Regions from separate parts of the Mus musculus genome. Here all the other regions are linked to region 2. Evidence: chromatin loops called from intact Hi-C (ENCODE). Cell type or tissue: heart. All regions are shown on one strand.

Region 1 (5,000 bases), 55 kb after region 2:
GGACACATGGGGCTGAGAAGAGAACACACGGGCTGGGCCAGGGCAGGGATGGCCTTCTGAAAAACTCTGGGTCGCCGCACCTGGTTGTGTTTTTGGTTTGGTTTGGTTTGGTTTTGTCGGCCAGGAGCACAATGAGACATTCATGTCTCGGTGGTATGAAGAGTATTGTACCCCACAGCACAGGGGCCACATCCGCAGGCTCCAGGGGCTGTTGGTAGCTGCAGCCGCCACGGGGACTGGGGTTTTAGGTCAACTTCATTGGCCTTGATTTTTCGCCCAACCTACAGCCAAGGCAGAAGGGTGGGCTGGCAAAACCTGGCCCCAGCAGTGCTGTGGTTTATGAGGACCTGGGGATCCCTGTCAGGACAGGAAGCCACTAGTAATGAATTTGCTAGAGGCTGAGGGCCACACTAATTATTAGAGAAGAGGCAGAAGAATGCCAGGGTTTCCATCCTGGAGGACTTTGTTATGAGATACGATACAGCAGGAGGGGGGTGTGTACCTGGCGGGCCCATGCCAAGATGCCCTCTGAGAAATCATGCCATGAAACAAATCTGATATAAAGAAAGTTTATTTGGGGGAAGGGAAAAGAATGAGGACCCAGAAGACAGGTAGAGGCAGACAGATGGGAGCAGAGCCGTGAGGGTAGAGAAGGGGGGGGGGAGGGGGACAGAGAAGGACAGGAATGGAGAGAGACCTGCCAAGAACACATGGGAACAGGGAGAGAGAGAGAGAGAGAGAGAGAGAGAGAGAGAGAGAGAGAGAGAGAGAGAGAGAGAGAGGAGGAAGAAGAAGAAGAAGAAGAAGAAGAAGAAGAAGAAGAAGAAGAAGAAGAAGAAGAAGAAGAAGAAGAAGAAGAGGAAGAAGAAGATGAAGAGGAAGAAGAAGAGGAAGAAGAAGATGATGATGAAGAGGAAGAAGAAGAGGAAGAAGAAGAGGAAGAAGAAGAGGAAGAAGAAGAAGAAGAAGAAGAAGAAAGAGAGAGAGAGCACCAGGCCTGTGGGTTAGAGTGGGAAGTCTTTCCAAGCTGCAACCAGTTTTTGCTGAGGTGCCATCTCTGTGGGGCTGCTGGGGGAGTGAGAGTTGGGGGAGCTGGTGAGGAGGTGCTGCCACTGTGGACAGCTCTTCAAGTTGGCAGTAGACTGAGGCAGGAGAGGTGAGCCACCGTGAACAGTTCCTGAAGCTCCTGTGATGGCTCCAGGCTCAGGAGATGGGCCGCCATTTTGACAGGAGCCGCCATTTTGGACAGCTCCTGTGGGCCATTCTTCTGCAGTAGCTGTAGGGTGGGGTGAGAAGGAGAGAACCAGGGCTACCCTGATGGCTTTGGTGGCACATCTGCTTTTGTGGTGCTCAGCTCAGGACTATAATCCCCCCTTTTTGTTTAAGGCTGGTTAGAAAGGGAGAGGTGAGAAAGAGGGAAGTCTTTCACCTGGCTGCTTCCTGCTGGCCAGGGGCATTGGAGTCCTTGGAGCATTCGATTGTCTTTCTCAGGATACAGTTGGGTGTTGCAGGCCTCTGGCTCTGTAACTAGGGATCAGTGATCCTGTAATTATGACTGGATAAAGGTCTTACTGGAAATCTGTTGTATTTGTTGTTGGAGAGTTTAAACAAGTTTATAAGGAAGGGTGTAATTAGTAAGCCAAGGAGAGGAAGAGGGTTAAAAAGGATAATATCTGCATCCCGTACTGGACTGCCAATGATCCACTGGCCAGAGGCATCGAGCTGTTTCTTATGATTTTTTGTTTGTTTTTCCATCTGACTAAAGAGTTGGATCTTGTCTTTCACTATACCTTATTGGTTAACATAAAGGTGGCATTCCTCCCCAAGGAAGTGACAAAATCACTTCTCTCTGCTGTTAGTAAATCTAGCTGATACACAGAGGTTAAGGTCTGAAACCCAAGATGGTATGACAGGGAAGCGGGATCAATATTATCAATAATAATGTTATGAGTATGAGGACCTTCCAGGTGCTTCAAGCCACTTCTTTTACCATGTCTATTCCTAGGGTTTTGGGAGCATGGGATGCTTGTCCTCTGTACTTGAATTGTGCCTGATGGGCAGCTGTGGTAAGTGCTGTAGTCGAGCTTACCAGTGTCCCCCCACCTCCCATCTGGGGTGACATGGACCCTTATTAAAATATAAAGGGTGGATCATTTGTTTGTGCAGTGACGGAAGTTGCCATCATTGGAAACCAGGCATGCCAGTTTCAGCCATGTAAACTGTACCGAGGCCAAGCTGTTTGTGGGAACAGAGTGAGGCTTACATCAAATCCGAGTCTGTGGAGGAAGAGAAGAAGGGCGGCAGAATGAACTCTGCTGGAGAGTTTCCAGAAGCTCCCAGTGGGAGCTGAGAGACAAAGAAGCCTGGGAGGGAATGGAGGAGCTGTGCAACTCCCAGGATGGAGCTAAGGTTATAGAGGCCCAGAAGGGCGTAAGGAAGCTGCAGCTCCTTGGAGGTCGGGGGTGGGGGGGGGTGGGGTGGGGGGGACAGGAAGGGGTGGGAGAGGAGCACGTGTGTCCAAGTGTACAGTCTGGAAGAGGGAATGACTGGTGAGCCTGGAGACAAGCAGATGTGGGGAGCAAAAGAAACCGAAGCTCCCATTTTGGCTAGGTCCTTTGAAAGCAAAGGGATGGGACAAGTTAGATTCACTAGAGAGGAACGGGTAAGAGAGATACCCCTAAGAATACAGCTAAGTGGGGGGGGGGGTGGTGAGCCTGGTAAGGCTGTCCTCCTACTCTCATGATAGAGGAACAGAAAGAGATGCGGATGCCCAGAATTTTGTCAGGACTGGAACAGTGGCTCTGGGGTCCAAAAGGAAGGAGGCTGACACCCTGATACTGCGATAATTACCTAGGAGTCCCAGGCAGTGGTCAGGCTAAGGGAGTCCTGGCCCCTTCAGTTGTCCATGGCTAGACCAAGGAGATTGGCTGAAAGGTGGTCAGGGTTTGATGTCCACATGCCACCAGGGGTATGGAGCAGGCAGGCAACACTCCAGTGTTTTTTGGTAGCACCTTGGACATGGTCTGGATGGTTTACAGGAGAAGGCCAGGCCTGAGCGCAGTGACACTCCTGACCACATTTGAAACAGGGATGTGGAGGGTCTTAGACCAGGGAGCCTGGACTTTTCCTTTGGCCAGATGAGAGCCCCTAGGTCAACATTGGGTATTATTGTTTGGGGGGCTTTTTCATCTCTTCTATGGTACATCTTGAAGGCCACAGTTAAGATTTTTTGCCTGAGAAGTCGGGGGTCCTTTCTATAGACATTTAAGTTTGGTCCTAATATTAGAGGAACTCTGAGAAAAAGAAGCAGCTCATAGGAGTTGCTTTCCACCTGAGGGCTCAGGATCCAGGTTAGTGTATTGTAGGAGGGCCTTTGGAAGGCGGTCTAGGAATTGTGATGAATTTTTATATTTATCTTGGATGATCTTTTGGGATGTTTCATAATTTACTGCCTGAAGGGCAGCTTTGTGGAGATTGGCCAGAAGGCAAAGTTATTACTTAATTCCTGGCTAGGATGCTCCCTGGGGTATTGTAATCCCATTTGGAGTCCTGGTCTGGAACTGCATCAGCCCTGACTGGTGGGCAACCTATTACTGAGGGGAGAGGAGGAGAGGTCAGGAGGCTGAAGATGAAGGGAAGGCACCCGATTGGGGTTTGTGAGTGTGATGGAAAATAGTGGAAGTTTTATCTGCTTTGGGCCTCACAGCTAGGAGGGGCTATTTTCCTTGATTGGCTTATGCCATTCAGTCAGCTTTTAAATCAGAACAGGAGTGAGGTCACATGGCAAAGTCCATCCTTTCAAATGCTAGCAAAGATGGCTGTCAGCCACGTGGCTGCCTCCATCCTGATGGGGGACCGTGACCGAGTTGGCAACAAGCAACTCGCTTCCTAGGCATAGACTGTTAGCTATCTACCCTAGTGTCACATGCTTTAAGTTAACCCCTTTGTGAGGGACTTACAGGGTTTTAATCATATACCTTAGCAAGTTTAGAGAATGAAATCAAAGCCTACAGAGTAGAGATGAGTAGCCATCCATAGTCCCTACTGTGAGTCGTCTGTCCCTTTATACTGATTTCTCTCCTTTCTCTGTCACATAGGTGGTTTGCCTGATATGGGACAGAGATTTTGAAGGAAACCTTTAAACAAGCATACTTGGGTCTAGGCGAGGGGAAGCCATACCCAACTCTAAAATCAGCGTAAAACAGTCTGATGCTACTCAGACCTAAAGACACCTGCAATCCTGTCAAACCGAATCTAGTTAGGTGAGAACGGAGCAGGCCTGGAGATTGGGAACCAATGAGGTTTGACTAGGGAGAGAGGACCCTACAGGAGGGAGCTGAGAGACTGACCAGCCAGCGAGGAGTGACTGACTGGCTGTGTGCAAGCTGTAGCTGGGCTACTCTTTGCTTTCTCCCCATCCTGCTGGGTTGGGCTTCTGGCTCCCACCTTGCAACAAACTCTGCAGTACCAGAGCCATTGATGGTAAGTTAGAAGTCAGGACATTTCCATTGAGTGGGGGTTGGGCGGGGGACAAAGAGGGTTTGGAGAAAGGAGAAATAAGGAATGGGGAAATGTCCTTTTCTCCGATCGCTCATAGATAGTATTTATAAACATACTGATTAATATTAAGATCAAGGGTGGCTTTAGGCAGATATTCATATTGATTAATTAGCTTAGGGATATGGGCTGGAGAGATGGCTCAACAGTTAAGAGCACTGACTGCTCTTCTGGAGGCCCTGAGTTCAAATCCCAGCAACCACATGGTGGCTCACAACCATCCGTAATGGGATCTGATGCCCTCTACTGGTGTGTATGAAGTCAGCTACAGTGGACTTATATATAATAATAAATAAATCTTTTTTAAAAATTGTCTTAGGGATATTGAGGCCCAATTTGATTGGACCCGAGGGCCCTTCAAGCCAGGTTTCAGGTGTACGGTTGGGAGGTTTTCTAAGAAGCATCCCAAAGGAATGAGGGTAGGAAAGATACCGTTCCCATGG
Region 2 (5,000 bases):
CCAGTTAGGAAGGCCCTGCTTCATGTCTCTCCGGCTAAAGTGAACATTAGTGGGAAATGGTTGCCTTGTGAAAAGATTACAGTCCTGTACCACTTAACTATGGCAGGCCTCTCTTGGAACATCTTTTTCCAGGATCGTCAGAACAACAGATATATACAAGACTTTTGGCTATTCCATTTCTTTGGGGGGGGGGGACACGTTTTGAGACAGGGTTTCTCTGTGTAGCCCTGGCTGTCCTGGAACTCATTCTGGAGACCGGGCTGGCCTCAAACTCAGAAATCCACCTGCCTCTGCCTCCCAAGTGCTGGGATTAAAGGCGTGCTCCACCACTGACCAGCTGGCTATTCCATTTCAAACAGTAGAGTCAATGCCCATCTATTTAATCATTCCGAAGGTCAGCCAAATGGTGTGTGTGTGTGTGTGTGTGTGTGTGTGTGCACAGAAGAAATCATTAAACGTAAACAGCCACAACCGACGGGACAGGTTGGGGTCAAGGAGGAGTCACAGAACCTGGCTTGGGCTACTTCGTGTATGGAAGCCCATTTATTGGCATGTTCGACAGCAAAACTAGACCTAGTTGTCTGTCACTTTCTACGTGCTAGCCCTTTTCCAATATGGCTTGCTGCTCTGACCTTAAAGGGCTAAAGCATCATTTCTCCACCTTCTGAACTCATGCTGGCATCAGGGTTTGCTTTGGTCAACAGAGTGCACCAGGAATGATGGGTTCTGCCCTAGAGCCACCCAGCCTCCAGAGGTCTTGTCTACTTTCCCTCACCGTCTTGGGGCTCTGCTCTGCCACTCTGGGGACAAGCCTTGCCAAACTCCCCAATGAGCCAAACTTGAGTGAGTTGGTGATGGAGCAACTCAGCCTATTTCCCTAGGGCTCATAACTTCTCAGTTATGGCCTCAGAGAGCTCAATCAAGCTTGTCAGAGCCTGGCATAGATTAGGAAGAACAGGAGTATGTGGCATCGGGGGCAGTGTCTGGGGAAAAAGGGGAGGGAGGGGGGCTGAAGAGATGGCTCAGCTGTTAAAAGCACTGGCTGCTCTTCCAGAGGTCCTGAGTTCAATTCCCAGCAACCACATAATGGCTCACAACCATTTATAATGGGATCTGATGCCCACTTCTGGCATGCAGGTGTACATGCAGATAGAATACCCATGAAAGTAAATAAATCTTTTGAAAGAAAAGTCTGTTGGAGCGAGCCATTGAGTTCTGTGTGATTTGTCATGCCGTTCAAGCTACCTGATAAAACTAAGAAGGAAAAAGGGAAAGAATGAGGGTAGGACTGTCTAGACAATTGGGCAGATGAGACTAAAACACAGCCTTGTCATGGTGGCATCCAAGAACAAGGCCATGTTTATCTTCTGGGCCCTTCTCCCCACGCCCTATCCTGAGTTCCACCATGTACCTACCAGGAAATCTTTGAATAGTAAGGTAGGTCCAGGCCCCAAGTGTGTTGCTCATTGAATTTGAGTAAATCTGTTCACAGCAGAAAGGGGCTGTGTTTGGATGCTGAGCTGTGGGCATGACTGCCCCCTAAGGGAGTTCACAGGGAAGTGACTGCAATTACCTTGATTCATACTCAATTAGTTAATTAGGAACCTTGCCCTGGCTCTACCCATTTCCTCAGTGATGTCACCCCTCAGGACCCTTTTAAATTTTTTAGTTGTTTATATTTGAGACCGGGTTTTACGTAGTCCAAACTGGCCTTGAACTCAAACCCTCTATGTGACCAAGAATAACCTTAAACTTCTGACCCTCCTGCCTCTACCCGCTAAGCGCTAGGATAGCATGCCAGTGTGCCACCACACTCAGTGTACAGGATGCTGAAGATCAAAATCAGGGTTCTCATTAGGACTGTTTGACAAAGACACAAAAAGGGATCTCTTTCCCATTGTCCTAGAAACATCCAGCCAATTGAAACTTTTGCTCTTTCGGTGGCTCAGATTCATGCTCTAGGCTGGTGCTCCAGACTGGAGGCTGCCTCCAGGACACGGCAAATACAATTTGAGCAAAGGCCTCCCCTGGGCTGCACCGGGAGGAACCCGCGCAGCTGGGCGGGCAGAGCGCGTCAGGCAGCCTTGAGGAGCGCACGCCCGCGGGTGACAGTCCCCTGCTCGGGCGCTGCTCCCACCCTTCCAGGAAGGGGCGGGGAAAAGGAGGCGCCAGAGGCAGCCACCGCGCTCCCGGAGCTCTTTAAAATCCAAGAGCCTGGGCAGCACCGCTGGCCGCGCCACATCCCGGCGCTGTTGTGTCCGCGCGTATCCAGGCGGCTCTCGTGCAACGCGGTCTCGGGACGCGCCCATGCGGCCGCTCACCATGTCTGGGCACTTTCTGCTGGCCCCCATCCCGGAGTCCTCCTCTGACTACCTCCTGCCCAAGGACATCAAGCTGGCCGTGCTGGGAGCGGGTTGTGTGGGCAAGAGCGGTAAGTGGGACAAAGGCGCGCAAAGCCGCCCAGGGACAGCGGAGGGTCTTCACCCGCAGGGATGCCGGGATGCCGGGATGCCGGGATGCAGGAAGACCCCTGCCTGTTGCTTCAGAGGTCCATTTCTGAGCTCTGGACGGGGTTGGTGCCTGTTGAGTGTCGCTCTAGTCCGGTCCATCACATTCCGCGGGGAAAGGCACTCCGCGGTGGCGGGGCTTTGTCCCGGGAACCTGGGGGGACGCGTGCTGTTCCTTTGAGGGCCCAGTTTGGAACAGCTTGACCCACTTCTTCAGCTGATTTTCCTACTTTATTTTTTCAGCAATGATTGTGCGCTTCTTGACCAAGAGATTCATCGGCGACTACGAACCCAACACAGGCAAGAATGTTTCCGTGCTTCCTGGCTCTTGTACTTGTATCTCTTTGCCCTCCCCACCCCTCTCTCTTTATTTTGCTCATGGGGCCGTGGGAACTTAGATGCAAATTCCTCTTCGTTGTACAGGCAAACTGTATTCGAGACTCGTCTATGTGGAGGGGGACCAGCTATCCCTACAGATCCAGGACACTCCGGGAGGCATTCAGGTAAGGACTGTCAGGAGGGTATGTGGTGCAGGCTGAGGTGTTTGGCTCCAGGATCTCAGTGAGATGTCTCAGCATGCCCAATATGTAGGTGTGGGCACACAAGGTGTGCTGAGGGTTGGGATGTTGGATGCCCTCCTAGGTGGCAAGAAATGGTTGATTAGAACTAGTTTCCTCTTAAATGCTAATTATAATTAGTTAATTATTTTAAAGATTGCTGTGTAGCCCTGGCTGGTTTGTAGTTCAGGTTTGCTTGGACTCCTTATAATCTTTGATGCCTCAGCCTCCCAAGTGTTGGGATTACAGGCTGAGCCACCCCCTCCCAGCAGTAGCCCTGACTGACCACTGGTGCCCGAGCTGCCTAGGCGGGCGGGCATTGACACTTTCAGAGCACATCCTGGGACAATCTAAAAACCACAGCCTTGGAACTAAGGGTCCAGTTCAGTAGTAAGGATTCCTGGGTTCCAGCACCACACTGAAAAAAGCATGGAGTAGGTGGGATTCTGGAGGGAGTGGGGTTTGCGTCCTGGCTAGGGCTGTCCCCCTCTCCCCCCCCCAAAAAAAGCTAGGGAATGTTTTCTCAAGCCAGTAATTGCAATCAGATAACCTTTTGGCTATCACTGTGGAATGCAACTTAACTAATTGCTCAGCCCTTCTAGGGAGGAAAAGGTTGAGTGGAGAGCCCAGAGAATGGAATTTGTTTCTGCAACATTCTCAAGAAGTTGACTGCTAAAAATATTTTTTTATGGGCTTGGGAATAGATATTTATGTTGGGCTGTTTCCAGGGTTTTGTTTGTTATGAATTAGTTCCCTGAAAACGAAGCCGTTCTGGTCTGTAATTATTCTTAAGTGGTTAGAGTTCACTGGAGACTGCCTGTGGAAAAAGTAGGTTACCAGTCTACATCCAGGCCAGCTCAGAAAATAATCCAGGTTGAGCACTTGTCTGAGGCTTTCTGCAGAAAGCCTCTTGTAGAAGCTAGGGAGAGCCAGACAGCAATACTCAGTGATCTCTCTGTCCAGTGTTCCTACAGGGGCTACTCCGGTGTCATGTTTGAGCTTCTTTGACCAGATTCCATTTTGTTTTTTCCCAGGCCCAAGACAGCCTCAGTCAAATGGTGGATTCTCTGACCAAAAGTGTGCACTGGGCAGAGGGCTTTCTGCTGGTTTATTCCATAACAGACTATGAGAGCTACCAATCCATCCGGCCCCTTTACCAGCACATCCGGAAGGTCCACCCTGATGGAAAAGCCCCCATCTTCATCGTGGGAAACAAAGGAGACCTTTTGCATGCCCGGCAGGTGCAGACACACGAAGGCCTTCAGCTAGCTAATGAGCTGGGCAGTCTCTTCCTTGAAATTTCTACTAGTGAGAACTACGAAGACGTCTGTGATGTGTTCCAACATCTCTGCAAAGAAGTGATCAAGGTGCACAGACTCGGTGGGGAACGGAGGAGGGCATCCGTCATTCCCCGGCCTCGATCCCCCAACATGCAGGACCTGAAGAGGCGCTTCAGGCAGGCCCTGTCCTCCAAAGCGAAAGCGTCCTCCGCCCTGGGGTGATCCAGCTCAGATAGACTGGCGGGTTGCTATTATTACTACTAGACATTTGTGCAGCCACAAAGACTGGCCCTTTCCCCCTTTAAAACATATTCAGAGTTTATTTTTATAATGACTTTATTGGCTTTCAAGTGTATGTATATTTCTGAAAATTCAAACAATGGATTTTTTTTAAATGTGTTTTTTTTTTTTTGTTTTTTTGTTTTTACTGTAACTGTTAGCCACTCTTCCATTAAAGGCAAAATGGCAATACTATTCCTTGTTTTCTGAATGTCTTTTTATAGCAATCTTGCTTGCACCAGAGCCCAGAAGTGCTTAATGCTTGGCCTTGAGTCTGAACTCCGATTGGTGTCTTGCTGTAGGGAGGGGGGCATGCAGAGGGAGTTCGCGGTGTGCGAGAGAGGTATGTGGAGGAGGGAAAAGGGGTTTGAATAAGT
Region 3 (5,000 bases), 120 kb after region 2:
GAGCAGTGTTCCTCTGTGGTCTTGTTTTGGTTTCTGCCTCCAGGTTCCTGCCCTGACTTCCCTCAGTGGTGAACTATGATTTGGACCAGCTAGCCCAATCAACCCTTTCCTCTCCAAGTAGTCTGCTTTTTTGCTATGGTAGTTCTCGAAGCAATAGAAAGCAAACTGGGCACACATATTACTATGTACCTACACACATACATACCATTAGCTTCACAGCCTGTGTGTAAAAGAACCACAAGTAAGGGTTTTACAAATGTAAAATTCTGAAGACTTCTGTAACACTAATCTACTTATTTCTCTAGTTTTGGTCAAACCAAAATCTCCAAGGTTCTCACTGTCTCAAACGGCAATGAGTGCCAAGTACAGCTCACACATGTTTTGATAATTCAAGGCCCCAGCAGAATATCAACTGCAACGTTTTATGGTTCCCACCGTCTTCTGCTCTTAAAACTTTTAATACAGGCAGGCAGTGGTGGCGCACACCTTTAATCCCAGCACTCGGGAGGCAGAGGCAGGTGGATTTCTGAGTTCAAGGGCAGTTTGGTCTACAGAGTTCCAGGACAGGAGGGCTACACAGAGAAACCCTGACTCGAAAAAAAACAAAAACAAAAAACAAACAAACAAAAAAACCTTTCAATACTTTTCTGCTAACATTCTTCAGTATGAACCCAATTAGAGTATCTCTAAGCTGTAATGTATTACAATGTTTTATTTTTAAAATTGCTACTTGAGTTCCAAACTTGAGTTTCCTAATACAATATCAACAACAACAGTAATAATAAATAATAAATTATGGCTTGTGATTAGTACGGGAGTTCCAATAATTTCTAAAGTGAGCCTAAACACACTAACACTATTCATCAGTGCAGCCTTCACAACACTAAAAATTATGAAACTGTATCAGTTAACTCGGAAACGTGTTGACTATGCTCACAGCCTACACTATCTAATACTAAGCAAAGATTCAGGGCCAGCCAGATGGCTCAGTGGGTAAGGGTGCTTGTGTGTCTGTCTGCCTGTCTGTCTGATGTGTCTGGGCACCCATGCCATGGTGCCAGTGTGGAGGTCAAAGGACAACCTTGTGGACTGAGTTTTCTCCTTCCACCTTTAGGTTCCAGACACTGAACTCTGCCTTGCCTACTGAGCAGCTCTTCAACCTAATGATACTGATTTCTTTTTTCTTTCCTTCTCTCTGAGACAGGATCTCACTATGGAGACCAGGCTGGCCTCCAATTCACAGATCAGCCTGCCTCTGCCTCTGCCTCCGAGGGATAAGGCTTTATTCCTGACGGGATATGGCCTGACGGGAGCTTATTTCTACCACTTATTTCTTTACTTTTTTTCTGAATCGTTACACTTCATAATCACAAGCTCACATTGACATATTGAGGGCTTATATTCACTCCCGAAGGAAAGGATGGGTTCTAGTAGAATCCATATTTTGCGAAAATGACGTTGGCTTCATCCTATGACTGAATTCTCTCACCTTCAATTCCGGAAGGAATTTCAAAAGTCCTGACACGGCGAGCGGTGCACGCCTTTAATCCCAGCACTTCGGAGGTAGAGGCAGGAGGATTTCTATAGGTTTGAGGTCAGACTGGTCTACCGAGTGCGTTTCAGGACAGCCAGAGATAAATAGTGAGACCCTGTTGCAAAAACATCAAAAATTAAAGGAAAAAAAAATCCCAAAACGCTCACAAGGGGTCCGCAGCAGACACGCCCACCAGGACGCCATGCCACCAGGATGCCAGTTGTCCTACGCCCCCACCTTGCCCCCCAAATCCGTGGAAGGAGCGTGCGCGCGCACACAAACAGCGAAACTGGCTAGGCTGGCGAGCAAGTGATTATTGGCAGCTCGGCAACTGGTCTCGACTCCGAAGGCTGGTGCTGCCGCCACCCCACGTCCACGGAGGGCTCTCTGCACAGAATGTTCCCAGGACATGCATTCCCACCTCAGCCCCGTCGCCAAGCCCTCACCTCAGCGTTACCTGGGCCGGGGTAGGCGAGCAGGAAGAACTAGCAGGTCCGTACCTGGACTCCGCCGGAGCACCGCGTCGGCTTCCGTAGCAGGCGGAACTTCCTGAGTCCCTTAAAGGGAGGGTGCAGCTGCGGCCTGCGGATTCCACTAATGGAATAAAGCCCTCCGACAAAAAAAAAAAAAAAAAAAAAAAAAAAAAAAAGAATCGTGCAGCAGGCCTGAGTGAAACTGAGAGATTTGCTACTAACCTGCTGCTCCAAAGGCCAAGTGAACGCTAAAATATAGAGTCCCTGGAACAGTCACTGCATCGCTTCCGCCAGTTACATTAATAATGTTGAATAATGCCTTCTACAGTGCTAGACAACTGCAGGGCGGTGTTAAACTATTGCCACCTGCGGATCTGGTTTAGTGGAAGCTCTAGCTGGGTAGCAGGGTGCAACCCTCGCTCTCAAGATTGCTCTCTTCTGAGAAAAAGAGATGGATTCAGGTTCGATTACTGTCAGAACTGGGAGAAATCATAACAGACCACCCACATGTGGGATGATTGACCGCATTGGCCAGAGTCAGGCAAGAGGATGGTCAGAAACTTCGAGCCCCTGGGTGTTGCACTTTCAGGCTATTGGGGCCCTGCACCCTTGTTACCAAGCTGTTGACTGTCCCCTACTTTGGCGTTAAGTCCCTGCTTTTCCCCATTCTTCAACAGGGAACTCCTTAGAGAAGCCGCTGAATGTCCCTCATTTACAGACTACGTGTCTATAACATATAATTTATACATCTTGTCTTGTTTAATCCTCACCAAATAACTCAATCAGGGTAATATCTGATTGCAACTATTACTGGTACATCAAAATACCATCCTTTTATTGCAGGTGAGGAACCTGGGTCATCCTTAAATAGCTTTAGAGCCGCATCCAAGTCTCCCTTTCTTCATCAGATCACAGCCTCTGGCCCATGAGCCTTGTATCTGTGACAGGCAAAAGCTGAAGCAATTCTTTATGATCCAAAGGCCAGGGCTGGGCTCTGCATGTCAGCCATTCCTAAGTGAAATGAAGAATTACAGATACTTTTTATTCTGCCAGCATTAGTCCTCCATGGGACGATAGAAGCATAGTTGTGCAAATAAAGTGTGGAGACCACCTCTTGGATAGACAGGTCCATAACAGTTGTAAGTGCTCACATTTGTGATAAAGTTTCCATAAGCACCACAGTTCTAAACACTTAGCCTGTATTGAGTTAGTTTAATCCTCAAGACACCCTCATGATACACTGCCATCACTACCCATTTTTAAAAAGATTTATTTATTCATTATATATAAGTACACTTCAGACACCCCAAAAGAGGGCATCAGATCTCATTACGGATGGTTGTGAACCATCATGTGGTTGCTGGGATTTGAACTCAGGACCTTCGGAAGAACAGTGCTCTTAACCGCTGAGCCATCATCTCTCCAGCCCCATCATTGCCCATTTTATAGATGAGGAGACTGAACATGGAGAAGATACATGACTCGTCCCATCATTACACCCTGATCAGAATCAAGAATGTAAAAAGAAGTCTGGAGGGATAGCTCAGTGGAGGGATGATAGCTCAGTGGAGGGATGATAGCTCAGTGGAGGGATGATAGTTCAGTGGTTAAGAGGGTGTTGCTCTTTCAGAGAGGCTGGATCCTGTTCCCAGCATGCAGAACTGCCTGTAACTCCAGTTCCAAGAACCCCAGTGGCCTCTTACTACCTAAAAGGTGCTTGCACGCACATGGTGTACACACAGAGATATGGGCACACGTATACATACATAAACATAAATAAAAATGATTTTAAGAAGATTTTTAAAGAGAATGAAGGGGACTGGGGAAATAATTCAGTGACAATGACCAAGAACTCTTATAAGCTACAAGGTTTCATTGGGGCTGCCTTACAGGTTCAGAGGTTCAGTCCGTTATCATCATGGCAGGAAGCACGGCAGCCTGCAGGCAAGCATGGCCCTGGAGAAGGAGCTGAGGGTTCTACATCTTGATCTGAAGGCAAACAGGAGACGACAAGCTTCCTGGCCACTAGGACCAGGGTCTTAAAGTCCACACCTACATTGACATACTTCATCCAACAAGGCCACACTTCCAAATAGTGCCACTCCCTGGGCCAAGCATATTCAACCCACCACCCAGACTGTTTGTTTTATGTATTTCTTATGTAAGTGTAGGGCCTAGTACCTGCTAGCACTGAGTTAAATCCCCAACCCCAGAGCAAGAATACTTACTTAGCATGAGCAAGGCCCAGCTTCTACCCTCAGTACTGAAAAATAAGAGGGGGGGGGGGGAGAAAGAGAAAAAGGAAACCTGACCCAGTCTGGTGTTACAACCCTCTACTTGGTTAATGTCCTTCCGCCAAAGCAGTGACTGAGGAAGAGACGCTGCCCCTGAAAACGTGCAGTAAGCTGGATGAAAGGAATGTGTTACACCTAATAGACACCAACGATGCACTTAACAGATGAACAAAGGATTTAGCCTTTGATAAGGTTGTGGTTCAAGAAATTTAATCAGACAGACATTCTTGGCAACTGCAGCTTCCTGCCCAGCATCTTGTTTTAGCCTTGTTTTTTCACATCCTGAACTCTGCTCTAGCCACGGTGAAATGGGAGATGGCCTATTTTAAGCAACCATTAGGAACGTTGGGTTCAGCTTGGCTATGACAGGATTCAGAGACTCTTGAATAAAGACAGTAGGTAAAACAAGCAACCTGCCCCCAAGACTGCCTTGCTGCATTCATCCTCCTATTTGCCAAGGCACAGTTTCTGCTTGTCGGTCATAAAAGGACAGATATTAAGATTTCCTGGTCCCATTGCTGCCTCTGTTACGTTTGTCTCTTGTGCTCCCATAAAAAGCCCTGTCAGAATGTAATGTTTAATTAAGTCAGCAGATCTGTAAGTCCATGGTATTTTCTCCAAAATTCACTTCTACTAAGAAGGTCTCCATGGAAACAATCTTTCAGAAATTCTCTCTCAAATTAATTTCAGAACAAGTGG
Region 4 (5,000 bases), 230 kb after region 2:
GCTTAACTAGTCCCTCCCTGCCCCCTCACCTCCCAAAAAAACAGGAATCACAGAGCATAGTGGTGCATGCCTTTAATCCCAGCGCTCTGGGAGGCAGAGGCAGGCGGATCTCTGTGAGTTTGAGGCCAGCCTGGTCTCCAGAGTGAGTTCCAGGACAGTTAGAGTAAAACTCTGTCTCTAAAACAAAAACAGAAAACAGACAAACAAACTAACAAAACCAGGGATCATCTTTCACTACTCCTACCTAGTCACTCACCTATGAGTCCACCCCTCCTGAATGCCACACCAGCTTTCTTCAGACTGGTGGTGACAAGCTCTGGCTGAGGTTTTACTGAGCCAGGGCCAAAACTGTTTTTATTTTTTCGGGTTTCCAAATCCTACCAGACTAAAAACCGCTAAAGAACAAAGAGAGGGTAATAAACCCTTTGCAAACACATATTATATGCACGGAGACTATGTAGTAGTCTCACCTACTGCCTGGCCCCCACTGTCCTCCAGCCTGCTGCAGTTATCTTTATGGAATGCAAATCTTACCACAGCATCTTCCTGCTTGAAATGAACACCTCACTCTCACTGACCAGATGAAGTGTCCAAACGTCTTGAGGAATTACACAAAATCCTTTCTTTTTATTATTTCAACAGATATCTAAGGGTCCACTTGTACAATGTACCATGAACCCCTAAGATAAACAACAAACCAGCCCCCAACCCCCATTGCTTTAGCCCCAAACATCAAGTCCTTCAGACCAACCATATGCACAGCAGATGATGTCGCACTTTATGGCTATAAGCATTTAGGATGCTCCCAGAGAAAGCCCGTGCCAATTTGAAGACTGCCTAGGATTTCTCTGGCACATTCTAGGCAGAAATGATTTTAAGTTCCCACATCACTTTGTTCAATTTCCTTTCAGGTAATGGACTAAGAAGTATACAGACACTGACAACTCTGGGCAAGAAATTCCCTTTCACCAAAGTCTGGAAAGCGGAGTAGACACGGAGTAGCTAAATGTTTATACAACGAAAAGGCTCAAACTTGAAGCTTAGAGGAACAAACCTTGGACTTAGTGGATGGACTGAATTAAAAACAATGTGACTCTAGAGCTGCTTTGACTTGGCCTACATTTGACCCCTTTGGGAAAACTCACATGGAATTTGGACAGGCTAAAACGGCAAAACCTTGTTAGCTCAACAATGATCTGCCGGCCAAATAGGACACTAGATTCCCCCATCTTCCTTCTTTACCTGCCAAAGTCCTTTTCTCCAAAGGTGGGTGGGTGGGGGAGGGTTTTCAAACCTATCAAAGCAAACAGGACTGACCTACTGAGATCCTGCGTCTGTGCTATGTCACTGAACAGGCTAGAGAAAACGCAAATTGTGTCCTGGGAAGGAGGCCAATGTCTAAGTACTGTGACTGAAAAGAATGTGACATTCTTAAAGTGAAGGCAGTTTGGATAAACTGGAGCTCACGGTTGCCTCCAACTACCCTTGCCATTGGTTTCTGGGCTTTTTTTTTTTTTTCCCCAAAGAAAAATTGGCGGGGTGTGGGGCACACGCCTTTCTAACCCTACAGCACTCAAGAAAGAGGCGGATCTCCGTGAGTTCCAGGCTAGCCAAGGCTACAGAGTGAGAAGAAGAAAAATTGATTCGATAAAGCCACGCGGAAGCGTCCTTAAGGCTCCTGGCAAACACACACTCTTAAATGCAAACGGAAATACTAGAACACTCCATTAAAAAGTCCTTGCGTGAAACGTGGCAGAAAGCTTTGAAAAGCCAGCGATGTCTTTCCCAAGAGGTGCTTTGTGCGCAAATGCTTCCAAATCGGGACTCATATTTTGGAAATTATACCCCCCACGCTCCCAAACATGTCAAATCTGAAGAGAAAGGTGAGAATTCCCCCGCAACAGGCTGGGGCAAGGAGGAGGGTGCCTCTCTGCTCATCCCTTCCAGGAAACAAAACCAGAGGGCAACTAGCTAGCGCCACTCTGGCTCCAGACAACGTGCAGACGCAAAGTGCAAGAACTCGTTCCCAAACCTCCATGTCTTGAAAAGCGAGAGGCGCGCAGACCTGCATCGGGGTTCCTGGAACCCGCACCCGCACCGGGCCGGGCCAGACAGCACGCGGCCCCCAGCGGTCCCCCAGATGGTCCCCCCTACCCTGACGCCACACCCCGTCACCGCCCGCACCTGAGGCGAAGTAACTCACTGAGGGAAAGCGGCGGGCTCCCCGCGGGAGCGCTGACGAGGACGCCGCCCGGCTCCGCTCCGCTGGGACTCGCCGCCGCCGATTTCCTGGCGAGAAGCAAAGTCCGGCCAAGACTTTACTTCTCAACCGCCCCTGCTGCCTTTCCCCTAGGGGGCGAGCGCAGAGGCCCAACCCGACACGCACCTGAGCCAATCAACGGCGGACAAAGGCGGGACTAAGAGCGGGCTCGGAGCCTCTCGACCAATCAAGGAGTTCGAGGGGCCGAGTCGGCCCTGCTCATCACCCCCGTGTTAGAGTGAGCGCGTTCCGCCCTCCGCCATCGCTCCCGGCCGGATTCTCCCTCTCAGACACACAGAGAAAACGCTCGGGAAGTGTCTGCGTGCACCCCTGGAGCGCCGCGCCGGGCGTGGGACAGCTGAAGGGAGGGGAGGGCTGCGGGACCAGGCTGAGGGAGAACAGGTGGCGGGGGGCGGCTGACGTGTAGGTGTGCAGGGCGAGGGGACAGCTGGGTGGGGCGGGGACCCAGCCTGGCCAGGGTCAGGTGGGAGCTGGGAGGATGCACCTGAGAAGAAGGGCGGTTCCTTGGGATCAAAGGGAAAAGGAGCTGCCAGTCCCACAGCGTGAGCTCCCGAGGAAGGAGGGCGGTGCTCCAAACTCTCACTTCTCTCGCAAAAGAAAGACCATCGCAGCCCTTGCACCTAGTGGAGATGTACATTTGCACCCCAGGGAGAAAAATTTTTAAAACCCACAGTATCGTCAGGAGAGTCATCTCTGCACAACAGTCTCTCTGCTTTTTCAAGGTGCCCCATGAAAGGCCCCTGAGGACTCAAGTCCTGGGAATAGCCAGCCCTGGGGCAGTCGGGTTCCTGGAGAGCCTAGCAGGCCAGAGATCCGACTCTGACTCTTTTTAAATAGCAGGTGTCTCGGGGCGACAGGTGAGAGCCTATGCTCTTCAGTGGCACTTGGGGACCGGCTGGCTGTGCCCGGCAGCTGGCTTAGCTTCCGCAGTTCCAGGTGAACCGTCCTGCCCGCGCCTGGGCGTGGTCGGGGGCGGGACCCGGTTTAGCCCCGCCCACAGAGGGCCCTGCCGCGCCGCTGCGGCTCCGCCCCCCTCCTTCCGTCATCCGCTTCTTCCGTCGGTGGTTTCTTCCTTCCTGCCTTGTCCCGCACCTTTCGCGACATGGGGAAGAGCTTCCATTTCGCCAGCGCCACCTGAGGATTTCCTGGAGCCGCCACCCCCACCTCCCGCGATGGAAGACGATCAGGAGCTGGAGAGGTAAGGGTGGAGGGGAAGAGTGGAGTGGGGCGGCGGGTCGGGCCAGCGAAGCGGGTGGCGAAGGGGCACGCGGCCGACTGCGGCCCGGCGTGGCGGCTAGGCCTGACCCCAGGCGCTGGGGAAGGAAGGAGAGAGAGTAGAGCGGGCCGGGTTGGGAAGAGGGAGGAGCCGTGGGTTTATTTGTAACAGAAAAGCCCAGAGGGATGCTAGCCATCCGGGAGGGGAGAGAAGTTGGGAATCATGCTGTAAGTCCCAAACTGCCACCACCCCCATTAGAACTGCCTCGTTGTAAGGTCACGCACCGGGCCAGCCGTCCCGAGTGGCGGGCCTGGCGTGTTTAAGTTGGCTAAAGTTACTGCAACTCCGCTCTGTGCAGACTGCTCGTAAATTCTCTCTGTCCACCAAATTCTCCCTCCTATTAAACTTTTCACTTCCTTTAACTTAGTAGTTTCCTTACCTCTTTCAAATGGGAGCCGTAACTGAGCCTGCCACCCTGATAACTTGTGGTTGCCATTTTTATGCTAAAGTAATCGTGTTTTTTATACCTGTCAACTCCCTTTTCATCTTGCAGCAGGGCCTACCCTATTGTAACTCTGCCCCTTTCTTTTGCTCTATCCCAAGAAAGATTTTGCAAACATTTAACTTGGTGGGGTTTTTTTTTTTTTCTGAGATGACACCCCTCCCCCTCTTTGCTGGAGTCAAATGAAGTAGGGAAAAACTGGAGTTAAATATCTATGGCTAGAAGTGTGGAGGCAGGAGAATGAGGCAGTGAATCATAAAAAGTTAATCAGAAAACGATATTCCATGTGATCTTATTCTTACAAAAAAAATATGTGTGTAGAAAAATATCAGGATTGAAGACCTCAATGGCTGAAGGCGAGAGGAAGACAGCCCTGGAAATGGTCCAGGCAGCTGGAACAGATAGACAGTGTGTGACATTTGTCCTGCACGAGGAGGACCATACACTAGGAAACTGTCTGCGGTACATAATCATGAAGAACCCGGAAGTGGAATTTTGTGGTTACACTACGACCCATCCTTCAGAGAGCAAAATTAATTTGCGAATTCAGACCCGGGGTGCCCTTCCAGCTGTTGAGCCGTTTCAGAAAGGCCTGAATGAGCTCTTGAATGTCTGCCAGCATGTGCTTGTCAAGTTTGAGGCCAGCATAAAGGACTATAAAGCTAAAAAGGCAAGCAAAAAGGAGCCCACATTCTAGTCCCTCGTGCAGGGTACAAGCAGGACCACCCTCAGGATGGTGCAGAACCCAGAATTGTGATTGCAGCATGTACTGTCCTGTAGGAAAGAAAATGTGGCTCTAGCTATTGACCCATACAGCTGTTGGAATCTCTGCAAGTATATTTGCCTAATAAATTCTCTCTTTTGTTTAAACTAGTTTTGAGTGGTTTCTCTTCCTTGAACCTAGATGAACCCCAAGGATGGTGTCACCCTCTTAATTGAACCAACACTAAAAGTGAGCAAACAGATAATTGGGCCAAGGTAGGGGTTTTGATCATAGATTT

What was found. Peaks named below come from ENCODE experiments on the same cell type or tissue, not always from the same donor. Only the 100,000 strongest peaks of a DNase experiment are listed, where the experiment ranks them.
Region 1: a loop joins it to region 2, with 3.0 times the contacts of the local background. A loop is called at or near these places in 15 of 42 quality-filtered maps.
Region 3: it touches region 2 in a loop (1.9-fold over the local background); 2 of 42 quality-filtered maps call a loop at or near these places.
Region 4: it touches region 2 in a loop (1.8-fold over the local background); 6 of 42 quality-filtered maps call a loop at or near these places.

The regions. Positions count from the first base shown.
Region 1 is chr5:146,898,200-146,903,199 of GRCm38, forward strand. No RefSeq gene overlaps it. Among named protein-coding and RNA genes, the nearest start is that of Gm10858, 3.6 kb to the left of the region's middle. In heart, no CTCF peak of the experiment used is centred here; a DNase peak (open chromatin) is centred at 2,322.
Region 2 is chr5:146,842,910-146,847,909 of GRCm38, forward strand. It overlaps Rasl11a (RAS-like, family 11, member A), which reads left to right and starts at 2,162. Exons shown (of 4, transcript NM_026864.1): 1 at 2,162-2,431; 2 at 2,751-2,807; 3 at 2,931-3,010; 4 at 4,099-4,817. The coding sequence starts at 2,308. The coding sequence ends at 4,566. In heart, CTCF peaks have their summits at 1,537 and 2,251; a DNase peak (open chromatin) is centred at 2,212; H3K4me3 peaks cover 2,001 bases; H3K27ac peaks cover 1,631 bases.
Region 3 is chr5:146,961,732-146,966,731 of GRCm38, forward strand. Mtif3 (mitochondrial translational initiation factor 3) reads right to left here and starts at 2,066. Exons shown (of 4, transcript NM_001256102.1): 1 at 1,992-2,066. In heart, no CTCF peak of the experiment used is centred here; a DNase peak (open chromatin) is centred at 2,010; H3K4me3 peaks cover 1,682 bases; H3K27ac peaks cover 1,467 bases.
Region 4 is chr5:147,074,215-147,079,214 of GRCm38, forward strand. It overlaps Lnx2 (ligand of numb-protein X 2), which reads right to left and starts at 2,358. Exons shown (of 10, transcript NM_080795.4): 1 at 2,204-2,358. It overlaps Polr1d (polymerase (RNA) I polypeptide D), which reads left to right and starts at 3,132. Exons shown (of 3, transcript NM_181730.4): 1 at 3,132-3,479. The coding sequence starts at 3,454. In heart, a CTCF peak has its summit at 2,350; DNase peaks (open chromatin) are centred at 1,517, 2,417 and 3,237; H3K4me3 peaks cover 4,166 bases; H3K27ac peaks cover 2,474 bases.